Regions from separate parts of the Homo sapiens genome. Here region 1 is linked to region 2. The links are chromatin contacts, found by Hi-C or POLR2A ChIA-PET in ENCODE. All regions are on one chromosome and are shown on one strand. Each heading gives the region's core, a stretch centred on a gene start or an enhancer-like site at or near the end of the contact. The rest is flanking DNA. Distances are from core to core; before and after follow the strand shown. Region 1 holds the start of CCNJL (cyclin J like). Region 2 has its middle 45 kb from the start of FABP6-AS1.

Evidence for each region. A loop is a pair of places that touch in the nucleus more often than their neighbours do. ChIA-PET counts read pairs that join two places held with the same protein, here RNA polymerase II (POLR2A). Pooled maps may share reads with other maps.
Region 1: a pooled map shows a loop between it and region 2 (2.5-fold over the local background). The contact joins the promoter of CCNJL here to the enhancer-like site in region 2. A Hi-C loop is called at or near these places in 2 of 50 pooled maps. POLR2A ChIA-PET finds 5 or more read pairs at or near these places in 9 of 52 experiments (AG04450, GM12878, H1 and 6 more).

The regions. Positions count from the first base shown.
Region 1 is chr5:160,310,568-160,315,522 of GRCh38, reverse strand. CCNJL (cyclin J like) reads left to right here and starts at 2,959. Exons shown (of 6, transcript NM_001308173.3): 1 at 2,959-3,159; 2 at 3,551-3,665. The coding sequence starts at 3,600. RefSeq lists silencers at 2,741-2,800, 2,911-3,030.
Region 2 is chr5:160,162,984-160,168,154 of GRCh38, reverse strand. No RefSeq gene overlaps it. Among named protein-coding and RNA genes, the nearest start is that of FABP6-AS1, 45 kb to the left of the region's middle. RefSeq lists enhancers at 864-1,464, 2,119-2,413, 2,666-3,265, 4,947-5,171 and a silencer at 2,119-2,413. Within about 2 kb of position 2,859, at least 32 of the 41 ENCODE cell types and tissues checked have a DNase peak (open chromatin) inside an H3K27ac peak, as active enhancers do; they include PC-9 and endothelial cell of umbilical vein, where a contact is called at or near this core.

The sequences.
Region 1 (4,955 bases), core at 1,710-4,209, 150 kb before region 2:
TTTGTTTTTGTTTTCAGAGGCAGTGTCTCGCTCTGTTGCCCAGGCTGGAGTGCAGTGGCACAATCACGGCTCACTGCTGCCTCAACCTTTGGTGCTCAAGTGATTCTTCTATTTCAGCTTTCTGAGCAGCTAAGACTACAGGTGTATACCACCACACCTGGCTAGTGTGTGTGTGTGTGTGTGTGTGTGTGTGTGTGTGTGTGTTGGGGGGCGGGGGCGGGATCTTGCTATGTTGCCCAAGCTGGTCTTGAACTCCTGGCCTCATGCAATTCTCCCACCTCAGCCTGCCAGTGTGCTAGGATTACAGGCATGAGCCACCGTGCCCAGCCCAGTTTATCCTTTTTATTTAATAAATTATAAACATTTTCTCCAATTCATCATGCATCCTTTAAAAAATGCTTTTAAGAGACAAATAATTATTAAACCAGTTCCCTGTTCTAATGGTTCACTATGATGAAAAAGCATTTTTGATGAAACACCTTTGAAATAAATCTGCTTTTTTTAAAAGAATAAATTTCTACAGGTGGAAGAGTTGGATCAAATAATACAGTTTAAAATGTTTTGATTTATGTTGTCTTTCAGAAAGATGGTCTTAATTTATATTCCCAACAACACTGTGGATTGACCAAAATTCCTTAACAAAAAAGTACCCCACTGTTTTTTTAAAAAAAGCTTTTAATTTGCATGCTAGGGAGTATGAGCATTTTAAAAATAACATCTATCCATATGAATTCCTTCTCTGACGGCATACCTACTCATGTCTTGCATCCATTTCTGCACGTAGGGTGTTAATGTTTTACATACCGATTTATCAGAGGTCTAGAAAGTAGCATCAACCTTTTGTCACATTTGTTAAAAATATTTTCTCAAATTTGTCGTTTGCCTTTTTGGCAATGATAATTGATGTATCTAGATCCTGCATATTTATTCAAATTTGTCTACTCACCTTGCCTTTGGTTTCTTCCCATGTCTTAGTATCTAGGCCTTCCCCTCCGTATAATTCGTGTATGTTTTCTTCTTATCCTCTTGTGATTTGCTTGTTTGTAGTTCTCTGAGTTCTTATATTTATTTTGGTGATATTTAAACAAGTCCTTAGTTTTACTTTTTTCCCCCAACCTAATTTATTAAATAATTTAGCCGTTTATACTTGTCCCAACAAAGTGAAATGCCACATTTATCATACAGTGAATTTTTAAATATATTAAATTTTCCTAGACTTTCAGTTATTCCACTGATGCTTAATCCATCCATTCTTGTGTGAACACTACACTGTTTTAACTATAGTGTTGCAATATGCTTTAAGATTTGATAATACAGGTCTGTCCCCCCAGTTTTTTTGTTCGTTTGTTTGTTGAGACGGAGTTTCACTCTTGTTGCCCAAGCTGGAGTGCAGTGGCACGATCTCGGCTCACTGCAACCTCCGCCTCCCAGATGCAAGTGACTCTCCTGCCTCAGCCTACCAAGTAGCTGGGATTACAGGCGTGCACCACCACACTCGGCTAATTTTTTGTATTTTTAGTAGAAACAGGGTTTCACCATGTTAGCCAGTTTGGTCTCAAACTCCTGACCTCAGGTGATCTGCCTGCCCTTGGCCTCCCAAAGTGTTGGGATTACAGGCGTGAGCCACCGCGCCCCGCCATCCCCCCATTTTTAAAATATAAATTTCTTAGCTTTTCTCGCAGATATTCTCCCATTTGAAGGTTAGAAAACATGTTAAGTGCCCCCTCCTCCAATCTACCCACAACCATTAAAATTTTATTAAATAGAGTAATTTGGGTTAAGTTGGTGTTTGTGCCTCTATTCCTTCAAGCCTTCTTTATTATGTTTCAACCTTTGTAATGTCTTCATTAAGAGCCTGCACATTTATTCAGTTTATTTTTAGGTATCTTACACTTTTAAAATGGTTCGTTTGTTTTACATTAAAACTGCTCTTCAAGGTCCAATTGAAGCTTATCAAAGCTGATTTAATTTTTTTTTCCCAGGTGTGTCTTTATGTGCAGGAAAGCAGTCAGAAACTAAAGGCTCTTCAGTCACAGTTGTTTACTGAGTGTTCACTTAATACCTGGTGTAGTGATTATCCCTTTACACGCATTATCTCCTTTAATTTTCAGCAGGTTGGTTTAACTTTTATTTCCATTTTACACACGAGGCTCTGAGTTTGAGGAACTTGACAAAAATCACCCAGTTGGTAAGTGGATTTGATTCCAAATTTGTGAATCTCCAAAACTATCACAAAAATCAATCAGCCAAGAAGGATAGCCCAATGCTATGCCATCAGATGGGCTGACTCAAAAGGATGACTTTCCAAAAGCAAGCAATTGAATTAAAAAGACAATGTTTTCCATCCACCGGACCCGGCAAAAAAAGACTGGTTTTCCTCCAATGTGAGGCATAGTTCATATTCTGCAGGAGCACAATAATACCAGTGACTTAGGCTCCTTTAGAATTAGGGACTCGTGGGTGAACAAGGGTGGTTTTTCTGCAGCTTTCACTGGAATTGTCCGTTTGGAAATCTACCTCCCCATGGCAGGGCGGGTTTCAAAGAAGAGGAGAACAAACAAAAAACAAAAACAGGAAAAAAAAAAAAAGAGAGAGAGAAAGAAAAACAGGTGGAACCGACGTAAGGATGGCTAGAGCAGTGCGCGCGGAAGGCAGAACTTTCTGGGGGCGTCCTGTCCGCACGTTTCACGCGTGGTGCGCGCAGGTGGCGCCGCGGTCCCTTTGCTCCCTGCGCAAGCCGGAGGGGTGCCCAGAAGGCTACCACTAGCCTCAGCGAAGGTGAGAGAGAAGCTTTCCGCCGAAGCGAGGGAGGAGGGCGGGCAGGAAGCGGAGCCAGAGCTGGCAAAGAAAGGCTCCAATTCCCAGCCCCCCGCCCCGCGGGGCGCGGGGGCGCCGGCAGCGCATGCGCGAGGCCCGGCCCCCAATTCCCCCAGCGAGGGAGGGAGGCCCCCGGCGGCCGGGAGCCTGCGAGCCGCGGCGGGACCCGAGCGCACGCAGGGGCGCGGCGACGGCGGGGGCTAGTCGGGCTGCGGAGGCGGCCGTCGGGAGTGCGGAGCGCCTCGGACGAGGGTCCAACCGCCGGCAGGCACCAGAGGGCACGGCTGGCTCGGCACTGGGAGGGGCCCGGCGCTCGCAGCCCCCCACGCCCAGAGAGGATGCGTGAGTTTCGCCCCGGCTCGAGGGCAGGATGTGGGAGCAGGACAAAGGCTGGGCGGCGGGGGAGGAGTTGGGGACGGCGAGCCTGTGGCCGCCGCCAGAGCCCCAGCCTCGAGCGAGCTAGCGGAGTTGACAACTTTCTCTGCAACTTTTGCAAAAGGGAAGATAAAAATTCTGCAAGTTGTTGCACAGCTCCATATCGCCCCGTGTCCGGCGAGCAGAGGGGAGGGGGCACCGCAGCCTTCCGCGGACCAGAGGCGACCTCCAGCTCCTCTGAGCGGCGCAGGAGGGGGCGCCCGCCGGGGCCCGGGGCCAGGGGCGAGAGAGGATAGGGACACCGGGGGTCGGAGCCCGGGGTACGCTCTGGCCGCTGAAGTTGCCCGTGTCCACGCAGGGTGCGCCCTGAGAGCCGGGTAGCCTCGGATAGCGGCGCTGCGTACGCGATGATGGATGAGCCGTGGTGGGAAGGGCGCGTCGCCTCGGACGTCCACTGCACCCTGCGCGAGAAGGTCAGTCCCTCCCTGCCCTTGTCACTCTCAAGACTGGGTACAGTCTCCTTCGGTCTCGACTTCGTGTTCTCAGGTCGCCTGCGTGGGAACTCAGAACTCCCGGGTGCCTTTTTTTCCTCTTACCCTTTACCTTCTCCCGGAGTGTCTGAGCGGAATTGGGGGGCGGGGGTTAGAGACTGGAGATGGGAGAGATTGAAGTTGGTTTTTCTGATAAGGAGCTCAGAACTCTGGGCCAACTAGTCAGAGACAGCCACTGTACCTCTAAGGCAGTGTTTCCTATAGTATTGCCACCCTAGGTTATTTTAAACCGTACGTGAAGGGGTCTTTAAAAAATATTGTGTATTCATTCTAATGTGTAATTTAAGAATGTGTATGTATCTAGCAAGCTCTGCGTTTGCGATTTTCCATTTATTGTAATAATGATGTCGCAGTTTATTTTAAAACAAATTTAAGTAAAAGTAGTAACTCTATATAAAGATAAGTGGTAGTACAGGGAATACATGGTTATGGCCAAATACGTGTATCTATGTGTATATCTAGAATGGGACCGAATGAAATTTAAGGAACACCTGTATAATTGAAAGAGGCTACAAAACAGGGAGGCTGAGGGAAGAAAACAAAAACTCCCCTGCCGGTTTGCCTCCTGTGGCAGAAGGTGGGTGGGAGCAGCTGAAATGTGATCCCTGCACACCCCTCCCCTCAAGGAGAGAAGGGCTGAGGGGCATTGGGAAGGTGGAAGAGTCCAGGTGGGCTGGAGGCATGGCCTGTGTGTCTTGCCTCCAGTCCCTGGGCTGAGATTGGCAAGGGGTGGCTTGGGGAACAGGTGTGAAGTAGTGAATGGATTGGTTTCCTAGGGCTGCCATTACAAAGGACCACACAAACTGGAGGGCTTAAAGCAACAGAAATTTATTTCAGCTCTGGAAGCTGAAGATCCCAGATCAAGGTGTTAGCAGGGCCATGACTCTCAAAAGGCTCTAGAGAAGGATCTTTCCTTCTTCCTTCTTAAATTTGCTGGTGCTTGGTCATCCTTGGCATTCCTCGGCTTGTAGGTACATCATTCCAGTCTCTGCCTCCACTGTCACATGGTGCTATCTGTCTGTCTGTTTTCTCTTCTTACAAGGATACCCGATCATTGGAGTAGAACCCACCCTAATCCAATGTGATGTCATCATAATTTAATTACATCTGAAAAGACTCCATTTCCAAGTAAGGTCACATTCTGAAGTTCCAGATTAACATGACATTTGGGGGGACACTACTGCGCCCAATACAGGGAGGAAAAGGTCTTCC
Region 2 (5,171 bases), core at 1,610-4,109:
CTTGGCTTGGAACCCTGACTGGGGATCCACCAGCTTGTTTTCTACTCTTTGGACATGAGTCAGGCTTTGCCCGGGGCTCAGGTTTGGGACTGAGCTGTGTTGCTTGCTGTCTGTATGTTCTTACATGTAGGAAGCAGCCCTCATCAAAACCAGCTTGTCAAACAGCATGCCAGCCACCCTGTTCCCTAATAGGGAATCTCTACCCACACCAACTCTACCCCAGCTAATTCCTCTTACAAGCCACAGCCTCTCCCATCCCTTGGATTTGGCACCTCATATTGCTCCTTTGCTTGCCCGGAAAGCTCTTCTTCTACCCTCTCTCCTGCCTGACTCCTCATCCTGTGGAATTCAGCTCAAAGGTCACTTCTTTCATGAAGCACCTATGTCATGCCTACTGCCTCCCCCTGGTCTACAGGCTGCTTCTCGGTACTTACCTCTAATATAGCACTAATCACTTTCTGATGAAATTTTTTTTACTGGTCTGTTTTCCTCACCAAAATCTAAGATCTCTGAGGATAAGAACTTCATCTTTGAAAACAGTTGGTGTTCCATACATTTGCATTGAATTGACAGATGAATGAAGGACACTACTAGGACCCATGGCATTCTCTTTGCGGGTTTGTGCTCTAGAAATCAAGTTTCCCTAGGGTATATGCTGTTGTCAGAGGCATTCAAACCAGAGCGACTCCATCTTGAACAGGAGCTGAGTAAAATAATGCTGAGACCTACTGGGCTGCATTCCCAAAAAGTTAAGGCATCCTTAGTCACGCGTTGATGAGATAGGAGGTCGGCACAAGATACAGGTCATAAAAGACCTTGCTGATAAAACAGGTTGCAGTAAAGACACCGGCCAAAACTCAACAAAACCAAGATGGTCATGAAAGTGACCTCTGGTCATCCTCACCACTCATTATACACTAATTACAATGCAGTAGCATGCTAAAAGACACTCCCACCAGTGCCACGACAGTTTACAAATGCCACGGCAACATCAGGAAGTTACCCTATATGGTCTAAAAGAGGGGGAACCCTCAGCTCCGGAAATTGCCCACCCCTTTCCTGAAAAATCATGAATAATTCACCCCCTGTTTAGCATATAATCAAGCAATAAGTATCCTTAGTCCAGCAGCCCAAGCTGCTGCTCTGCCTATGGAGTAGCCGTTCTTTTATTCCTTTATTTCCTTAATAAACTTGCTTTCACTTTATGGACTCTCCCCAAACTCTTTGTTGTGTGAGGTCCAAGAACCCTCTCTTGAGTTCTGTATCAGGACCCCCTTTTCCGATAACACCGGGGGTGCTGACAGGGCAGAAATGCAGCCAGGATCCTTGAGATTTCATTGGCAAATCCCTCCAATTCCAAGCAATCAGGGTGGGTTTTAAAGGGCCCCAGGTTCTTTGCTGGCTTCTTTCTGCCTTGAAGAAAATGAAGTAGAATTTAGTTCTTAGGTAAATCATAGACTTGTGTAGAATGTTGGAGTCATGGAAGCTTAGATGAGCAGGTGGAGACGGGGCAGGGAAAAGTTTTCCTCTACCTTGTTAGGATAATGACTGGGGGCCTGCAAATTAAACTGACAAAAGACAGATTAGCATGAGAAGAGACGGATTTAATCATTTAATCTTATCCTTAAAGGAATTCACACAAAAATGTGACTCAGGAAGGCATTAGAATTGGGAGTTTATATACCATCTTAATAGAGGAAGGAAAAGGGAGAAGGGCACTTACAGGAACACGTGACTTTTAGGAAAGAGAGATGGGCCCTTAGGAGAATAGATGGGAGATATGATAATTTTGTGACAGTCTGTTTAGGTGTGGTGACTTCTAGCCTTCAGAGATAACAGTCAATCTTCCCTGATTGCTCTGGGAGGGGATTTATAATTGAGTTCTTTTGGGAGGCTCTACTTTTAGGCAGATCAAAGATTTCAGGAACTCAAATCCCTTCTGCTCATAATAATTTTTATGCCATGGCAGCATATTCTAGACCCCTTCACTGAAAAGTCCAGGGATTAGATACCAACTACATCATTTAAAGCTGGATCTAGGAGCTCAAACCATTTCATCAAGTCTCAGTTATTTTTCTGTCTCTTACACATGTCAATTAATCAATCTGTTGTCCTCTCCCTCCCTCTCTATGCTGTCTTTCTCTGTGATGGCTTCATTCTCTGGCAAGCTCCTCCCATGTCAGGACCAGATGGCCCCCAGCACCTCCAGATATGCATCAAGCCAATTGCTGTCAATTTTACTTTTCCCAAGAGTTCCAGCAAAATCCCTTGGATTGGGTTTCACTGGATCCAGCAGAAGAAGAAGTCTGCTGATTGGCCAGGCCGGGCACACATGCCCACCCTCAAGCTGGGAGGGTGGAAAAGCAAAGTCAGCCTCACCCAAACCGCATGGACTGAGTGGAGGCGGGGTGGTTTCCCGGAGGATAACTAGGGTGCTGCTAACAGAAGGAGCAGAGTGGATGCTCGGCAAGGGAAAACCACAGATGTCCTCTGTACAGAGTGACTCTACAGTGTAAGAAAAGCTGAATCACAGAGTCATGGGATCACAGAGTCTCAGGAGACCCCTTCAAAGTGGGCTCCTCCAGTTCTTTCTGTGGCAGCTGCTTGCCCGGTGCCTCAGGGAGCCCCATGCTGTCCCTGACTGATGCCTGAGTGCTGGGCAGCCTGGGGAATCGGGGCGAGGGTCCCCCTGGCATTCCCCCCTCCTTCCTCACTGCTCTTCTGCTGGAAGATTCTGGGTCACAGCTGCCCACCAGGCGCCTTGTTTATGCTCCTTCCCAGCGAGCTCTGGGTTCTGGCCATCTGCCAGGCTGGCTGCCAGCCACACTGACCACAGACTACATTCTCTCTCCCTGACACACAGGCCCAGTCGGAAGGACATCCGGGGCTCCTCCAGGGATAGCAGCAGGCCAGGGCACAGAGAGCGGTCCTCTTGGAGGCCGAGGCCTCAGGCCTCTTCTAGACTAGGATAGTGGTCTCCCCTCTCACCTTCCACCAGAGCCACAGCCACGCCTCTCCAGCAACACACTGGAGCATGCAGTTCAGATCTGCTCAGACACTCTTAAGGCTTGGGCCATTACGTTTCTCCCAAGTGAGAGCCAGCAGCAAGAGGAAAAGAAGGGTTAACCTAAACAGAGCCTTACTGAGTAGAAAGGCCAGACCTTCTTCCTCTCCCCGCAACTGGGTCTCAAAGAGATTCCCCAGTGACTCCTGCTATCCCTTCTTCTTTTCCTCCTTCCCTGTTCACTGCTCTCTCCATAGAACATTCCAGCAGAAAGACAGCTTTAAAAACACCTAATCTGGGATAGCTCAGTGGCTCACGTCTGTAATGCCAGCCTTTTGGGAGGCTGAGGTGGGCGGATCGCTTGAGCCCACAAGCTCAAGGTATGCCTGGGCAACATAGGGAGACCCTGCCTCTACAGATAATTTTTTAAAAAATTAGCCAGGCCAGGTGGCACAGACTTGTGGTCCCAGCTACTCAAGAAGCTGAGGCAGGAGGATCACCTGAGCCTGGGAGGTTGAGGCTACAGTAAGTCATTATCGCACTAGTGCACTCCAGCCTGAGTGACAGAGGAGACCCTGTCTCAAAAGAAAAGAAAAAAAAAAAAGCCCGGACACGGTGGCTTACACCTGTAATCCCAGCGCTTTGGGAGGCTGAGGTGGGTAGACCACGACGTCAGGAGATTAAGACCAGCCTGGCCAAGATGGTGAAACCCCATCTCTACTAAAAATGCAAAAAATTAGCCAGGCATGGTGGTAGGTGCCTGTAATACCAGGTACTCGGGAGACTGAGGCAGAGAATTGCTTGAACCCGGGAGGCAGAGGTTGCAGTGAGCCTAGATCTCGCCACTGCACTCCAGCCTGGGCTACAGATGGAGACTCTGTCTCAAAAACAAAACAAAACAACACAAACAAACAAAAAACCCACCTAATCTGGAGATGGCAGGCTGGCAGCTCACAGTCCAGAATACGTTGTACTTGGCCCTCCTACTTTTTAAGAAAAATTTGAGCCAAAGTTTTAATAATCGGGAAATTTCAAATAAAAATTGATGTGTTCAATTTCTCTAGAAAGTGTGTGAGATCTGCTAACATTGGGCATCCATGTCCACATGGCACCAATCAGCATATGCTGAGTGCCAGTTGCCCTAAAGACAGAGTGGGCATCCTACATGTTCCCCATAGACAGTCAGCAGGCCCCTCTTATTCCCCTCCACTGAGACCAAGTGCCAGTTGTCATTTTCCTTCACTCCTTTTTTTTTTTTTTTTTTGAGACTCAGTCTTGCTCTGTCACCCAGGCTGGAGTACAGTGGGGCAATCTCAGCCTGCTGCAACCTCGGCTTCCCAGGTTCAAGTGATTCTCTTGCCTCAGCCTCCTGAGTATCTGGGATTACAGGTACATGCCATCATGCCTGGCTAATTTTTGTATTTTTAATAGAGATGGGGTTTCACCATGTTGGCCAGGCTGGTCTCAAACTCCTGACCTTAAGTGATCCACCTGCCTTGGCCTCCCAAAGTGCTGGGATTACAGGTGTGAGCCACCACGCCCCGCCATCATTTTCCTTCACTCTTGCATTTTTTTTTTAATTACTTTAGATAGTCTGCCTCTACGGATTCATCAGAAATAGGAAACGAGACTGAGAGTGTGGCATGTTTCAAGGAAATCAGAAGAGAACCTACGTGTTTATAGAGGAAATGAATATTCCTAGACGTTTCTATTATTGGCATGACCCCAGTGTAAGCATTTGCATTTGTAACCCCAATCTCATCAACCGCCTGCTAGTTTGCAGTAGGACTCATCTAGGCCCAGAAAGGTATATCCAGTCCCTTGGCCAAGGCTGGGCTGAGTCAGAAAAAAGGGGATGTAAAGGGGGTTTGGGGTTCCCTCCATCCACACCTGCTCTCAGCATAAATGAAGACATCTTTTCAGAAGCAACATCACCGTCATCTCCATGCCTCTCACTTTAAGGGGGAAGTTAGCCAGGCTTGGTGGCACATGCCTGTAGTCCCAGCTACTCAGAAGGCTAAGATGAGAGGGTTGCCGGAGCCCAGAAGTTCGAGTCCTGCCTGGGCAACATAGTGAGATCCCATCTCTAAAAAAATTTTAAAAAGAGGGAGCCAGCCGGGCATGGCAGCTCACGCCTGTAATCCCAGCACGTTGGGAGACTGAGGTG